Linked DNA regions of Homo sapiens: region 1 is linked to region 2. A link is a loop called in an ENCODE intact Hi-C map of the cell type or tissue named here. Cell type or tissue: ovary. All regions are shown on one strand. Links, peaks and the distances in the headings refer to the core of each region. The heading gives the core; the rest is flanking DNA.

What was found. A loop is a pair of places that touch in the nucleus more often than their neighbours do. Peaks named below come from ENCODE experiments on the same cell type or tissue, not always from the same donor. Only the 100,000 strongest peaks of a DNase experiment are listed, where the experiment ranks them.
Region 1: a loop joins it to region 2, with 4 times the contacts of the local background. A loop is called at or near these places in 57 of 110 quality-filtered maps.

What each region holds. Positions count from the first base shown.
Region 1 is chrX:1,461,679-1,464,584 of GRCh38, reverse strand. P2RY8 (P2Y receptor family member 8) reads left to right here. Exons shown (of 2, transcript NM_178129.5): 2 at 1-2,004. Among named protein-coding and RNA genes, the nearest start is that of ASMTL, 10 kb to the right of the region's middle. In ovary, for the core only: no CTCF peak of the experiment used is centred there; a DNase peak (open chromatin) is centred at 1,644.
Region 2 is chrX:2,607,732-2,610,637 of GRCh38, reverse strand. It overlaps LINC03112 (long intergenic non-protein coding RNA 3112), which reads left to right and starts at 1,471. Exons shown (of 2, transcript XR_001755779.3): 1 at 1,471-1,532. It overlaps MIR6089 (microRNA 6089), which reads right to left and starts at 1,447; the gene lies at 1,384-1,447. It also overlaps the pseudogene CD99P1. RefSeq lists an enhancer at 1,576-2,100. In ovary, for the core only: no CTCF peak of the experiment used is centred there; DNase peaks (open chromatin) are centred at 1,337, 1,627 and 2,127; H3K4me3 peaks cover 2,077 bases; H3K27ac peaks cover 1,777 bases.

The DNA.
Region 1 (2,906 bases), core at 239-2,738, 1.1 Mb after region 2:
CAGCCCATCCCAACACAAGGGTGCAGCTTGATTCGGGAGTTCCCCACCTCCTGCCCATTCTCCGCGTCCTTTTACCCCATGGAGAGCCTCAGCCATGGCAAGTCCATCTGGAGTCCAGGAAGCAGGCAACTGGCCTGACCCATGAGACCGTTTGGAGACCAAGCAGCAGATGCAGGTGTGGACCCCAGGAACCTACAGGGGTGTCAGCCGCTGAGCCCCCTCCCTGCTGTGTGGGTGGTGAGCAGGCTGGGTCTTTGTCTGTCTTCTTCTACACGGCATGTGCCTGCACCAGCCCCAACACCTGAGCTGGTTTAGCGCAAAGAAGAGCTCTGACTCTCCAGGGGTGCTGGGACATCACGTGGAATTGGATCCCAGGCTCTCTTGGGCGAGAAAGACCATTCTGGAGGTGGGAGTGGGAGAGCTGCCTGTCTGCCCACGGGCTCTGCGTCTCCGCAGTGGGTGGCCTTGGATGCCCGGCCCCTCCCTTTCTGTGCACTGGGGACGCTGATGGAGGCTGAAGCTGCTGTTCGGAGGCCCTCTATTGGTGCCTCTCTCCTGCCGTCATCACTATGGCAGGAAAACAGAGATGGTTTAGTAATGAATTATCATTCCCAAACCCGTGTCCACCTGGAACATCAGGATGGGACCATGTTTGAAAATCGGGTCTTTCCAAATGTAATTAAGTAAGGCGAGGCCATACTGCATTTACAATGGGCCCAATCCAGTGTCCCTATGAGAGACGGAAGAGGAGACACAGACACAAAGCAGGAGGCCACATAAAGACAGAGGCAGAGACTGAAGTGATGCTGCCCCAAGCCCAGGGATGCCTGGAGTCCCCAGGAGCTGGGAGAGGCAGGAAGGACCCTCCCCTAGAGTCTCTGGAGGGAACTGGATACAATTGCAGAGTGCACTAAACAGTTGCCCCAGAAAGACATGTCTTGTTTTAAAGCCCAGAACCTGAAATTATTATAGATTTTATTCGGTAATAAGGAACTTTGCATGTGTAATTACTTAAGGATATGAAGATGAGATTGTGCTGGATTATTAAGCACCCTAAATGCCATGACAGGTGTCCTTCCAAGAGACAGAAGAGGAGACACAGACACAGAGCAGGAGGACACGTGGAGACAGAGGCAGACTGGAGTGATGCGGCCACAAGCCCAGGGACACCTGGAGCCCCCAGGAGCTGGGAGAGGCAGGAAGGATCCTCCCCTAGAGCCTCCAGGGGGAACTGGAGGATGCGTAAGAGACCCAGAACTTCCACAGAAGGAGGAAAATTAACCTCCTGCTTCTCTAGACTGTTCCAAAGCTGAACCCTAGAAAGCAAAGCTGATACAGAAGCATCCAGGCTGCAGGAGTACAGGTCGCAAGTGCTGAGCGTGGGCCTTGGGTGTGTCTCATGGGGGAAAAAAAACTGTGAAAAACCTCAGAGTAGCATCTTCACAGTAACGCACGGACGATCCCTAAACTGCCTTGTAAACAAAAATGAGAGCTTGAGTCAGAGGAAGCCGAGACAATATCCTTCCTCGACAACGTGCGAGAACCCTGACGTCCCCCAGCAAAGGAAGACGTTGCAAGCAGGCAAAATGCGTCGATTTTTTTTTTTTGTCAGTATGATGATTTTTGCAGCCACTTGGCTATGGAGAGCAGCCGACACCCCCTCTTACAGCCGTGGATGTTTCCTGGAAGCTGACTCAGTCTGTTCACTGGTTGAGCTTTGAGTGAAAAGATAACACAGGTCTATTGACTCACACACATGTTTTAAGATGGAAAACTTTACTTCTGTTCTTGGCAGGACATGGAGAGAGGGAGGGATTCCAAAAAGTCTCAGCCTCCATCAAGGCGTGGCAGCTCATGCCGGTAATCTCAGCACTTTGGGAGGCTCAGGCGGGAGGACTGATTGAGTCCGGGTGTTCAAGGGCCAACCTAGGCAACACAGTGAGAACTCATCTCTGTAAAAAATAAAAATAAAACATTAAAAAAAAACATGAGCTTTGAAGTGCACAGGGCAAATGTGTTTCTGTCTCTGATTTCTGCAGGGCTTGCATTTTAAACACAGATCCCATTTTATGCTGGATCCAATGTCTTATCCTCTTCATAGGCTCCTTGTCTTGGTCCATTTATCCTGCTGGAAACAAACAAAAAACCAAACAAACAAAACACCATTGCATTACTCAGAGATCTCTAGAGGGACAGAACTAATAGGATAGATAGATAGATAGATAGACAGACAGATAGACAGACAGACAGACAGACAGATAGAAGATAGATTAGATAGATAGTAGATAGATTAGATAGATAGATAGATAGTAGATAGATTAGATAGTAGATAGATAGATGGATAGTAGATAGATTAGATAGATAGATAGTAGATAGATTAGATAGATAGTAGATAGATTAGATAGATAGGTAGATAGATAGTAGATAGATTAGATAGATAGATAGTAGATAGATTAGATAGGTAGATAGAGAGTGGATAGATTAGATAGTAGATAGATAGTAGATAGATTAGATAGATAGTAGATAGATTAGATAGATAGATAGTAGATAGATTAGATAGATAGGTAGATAGTAGATAGATTAGATAGATAGTAGATAGATTAGATAGATAGATTGACAGTAGATAGATTACATAGATAGATAGTAGATAGATCAGATAGATAGATCAGATAGATAGATTAGATAGATAGATAGATGATAGATCAGATAGTAGATATATTAGATAGATAGAGAGAGAGAGAGAGAGAGAGATTGAGAGAGAGAGAGAGGAGTTTCAGGCCAGGCACAGTGGCTCACACCTGTAATCCCAGCACTTTGGGAGGCCGAGGCAGGTGGATCACCTGAGGTCAGGAGTTCGAGACCAGCCTGACCAACATGGTGAAACCCCATCTCTACTGAAAATACAA
Region 2 (2,906 bases), core at 174-2,673:
GGCGAGAGACAAGAGAGAAGGAGACAGGAGAGAGAGAGATGGGAGAGAGAAAAGAGGAGAGAGAGGAGAGGAGAGAGAGAGGAGAGAGGAGAGGAGAGAGAGACGAGAGAGAAAAGGAGAGAAAGAAGAGGGGGAGAGAGAGAAGAGGGGGAGAGAGAGAAAAGGGGAGAGAGGAGAGAGGTGAGAGAGAGGCGAGAGAAAGAGGAAAGAGGGGAGAGAGAGGGAGAGAGGAGAGTGAGGAGAGAGAAAAGCGAGAGAAAGAAGAGAGAGAAGAGAGAGAGGGAACAGGAGAGAAGAGAGAGAGAGGAGAGGAGAGAGAGAGGAAGAGGGAGAGAAGAGGAGAGAGAGAAAGGAAAGAGAAGAGAGGAGAGACAGAAAGAGAAGAGAGACTGCAGTATCCATAAGATCCATAAGAACGTCACCAGGGTTGGGGGGGAATCGGATGCCACCTCTTCCCCAGGTTCCCCTAAATTTAAGAGTTTGCGATTCTGCAAACTGTAGAAGGAAAATTAAAACTTGGAACCCCAGTTCACTCTGCCAAAATAATTAATAATAATAATAATAAAGCTGGAAGCTGAGTCAGGCAGGAAGCTGTCTTTCCTTCTGTTCCCAAGCAGACAGTGCAATAACTCTCTGTTGACCTTATCTTAGTAAAGTGCCAATTTAGTGAGCGCAAGACAAATACATAATTGACTATTCTACCTGCTGCTTTTCTTTTGCAACAGGTGAATTCGGTAAAATGAGCCTTCCTCCTTCTTTCCCCTCCAGCGTGCTTTCCCCCTTTAAATACCGAAGCTCTCAATAGTATCTTTGGAGAAAGGCATAGACCCGTCTCCCGGGCTCCTTCCTGATCTTCGCCGAATCAACTCAAAAGGATTGGGACTTGTCCCAGATACTTTTTGGTTTACGAAAGAAACGCTGGCTTTTTCCTCTGAAACGGCTCCCACCTGGCCCCAGGAAGAGCGCTGGGGAGAAAGTGGGCGCCTCCTCCGGACCTGGGTCCCCGTGGGCACAGCGCGTCCCGCCGGGCACGGAAGAGGGGCCGGGTGTCCCCGCGGGGCGCCCCGCCCCTGCACCCCACATCCCCAGGCGGATCCCCAGGCCCAGCCCGCGCCACCCCCCGCGTCCTCCCACCCGGATCCCGCCGCTCGCTCACCGGGGCGGCCACCAGACGGCGGAGCAGGCCGAGGAGCCGCAGCGCCAGCACGGCCCCGCGCGCCACGGCGCGCCCAAGGCGAGCAGAGATCGTCCGCGAGTGCAGCGCGCGGGCGAAGGCGGCGGGACGGAACCTCCCCCACGGGCCGGGTGGGGCGGAGCCCGCGGAGGACTCGAAGGGGTTGGGTGAGGGGAGCAGCCCTGCAAACTCAGCCCAGGCTGCGCCTGCCCCGCCCCGCCCCACCCCGGCCTCCACTGGCGCACGGAAGGGGAGGGAACGCCGGGCCCGGGGAGGGGACAGAGGAGGGGGCGGGCGGAGGTGGCTCGGGCCGCGCCGAGGGGACCACGGGACGCCCTCCTTCCCTTCTCAGGAAACTGTGAGTGCCCCCCGCCCACAAGCCCGTCGCCAGGATGCCGCCAACTAGAGCAAAGTGAAACCCCCAACATTCTCGGGAAAGTGCGGGTCCCTCCCTCTCTACAGCCCCTTAAATGCACGCCCCAGGGCGGCCCCTACCTGGAGCCAAGAGAAACCGCTGCCCTTCTTGGAGAGGTGTGGGCCTCTCCGCGCCCGCCCTTGCTGTCCCCTCTCTGTTCCTAACAGGCACCCCCCCCAGGCAGCCCCAACGGGGAGGAAATGAAACTCTTCCTGCTCCTCTGCTCGGAAAACTATGGGGCCCCCTTCCAGCTGCTCACGGGGCGCTCAGGGCGATCCCCAAGGGGTGCAAAGTGCAATCCCCTCCCTGCTTAGAAAGGCGTAGGCCTTGACAGGCAGCCACGGCCCCTGGTCCTTTCTGGAGCGTCCGAGCTGGGGGCGCTCAGTGGTGAAAGATGGCGGGGGTGGGGGGCTTTGAGACACACTGCGGATACCCGCTCTGCGCGGGACCAAGGACGTTCTGCCGCAAGCTCAGAGACAGGGTTGGGAGTGAGGACTTGTGGTCGTGGTTTGGGGTTGGGGGTAAGACCCCTATCTGGGTCGCCTGGCTGAGTCCTGGTCCTTGGCGACTCACCCCAGCAGGCTGCGTCAGGGGCCCTTCGGTAACACTGGTCTTGTGCTGTCTCAGGCCTGCGGGTGACTCCGTCTCTCCCCAGGCCACCTGTGCCCCTGGATCAGACACAGGCAAGGCCAGAGGGGCTGGCCCCGCACCCTGGGGCCCACCTCAGGGGTTTGAGGAATGCAGCAGTCTAACTATGCACTCCACTCCTGGAGGCAGAATCATTTTTCTTTTTTCTTTCTTTTTTTTTTTTTTTTGGTCTTTGCTTCATCCTGAACCTGCCTGGGATAATGACGTGATGGCTGGAGTCCCAGCAGCCAGTTCGAAGCAGGAAGTCTCCTACAGGATAGAAGTTGTCTGTGTGTTGTTTGTTTGTTTATTTGTTTGTTTTGAGATGGAGTCTTGCTCTGTGGCCCAGGCTGGAGTGCAGTGGCACAATCTTGGCTCACTGCAACCTCCGCCTCCCGGGTTCAAGTGATTCTCCTGCCTCAGCCTCCCCAGTACCTGGGATTACAGGCATGCACCACCATGCCAGGCTACTTTTTGTATTTTTAGTAAAGACAGGGTTTCACCTTGTTGGCCAGGCTGGTCTCGAACTCCTGACCTCATGATCCGCCCACCTCGGCCTCCCAAAGTGCTGGGATTACAGGCATGAGCCACCGCACCCGGCCAGAAGTTGTATTCTAAGCATGGCAGAACACGTTGAGCAAAGGTATCAGGGTGGCTGATGATACAGCAGGACGGCTGTGCCAGCCCGAC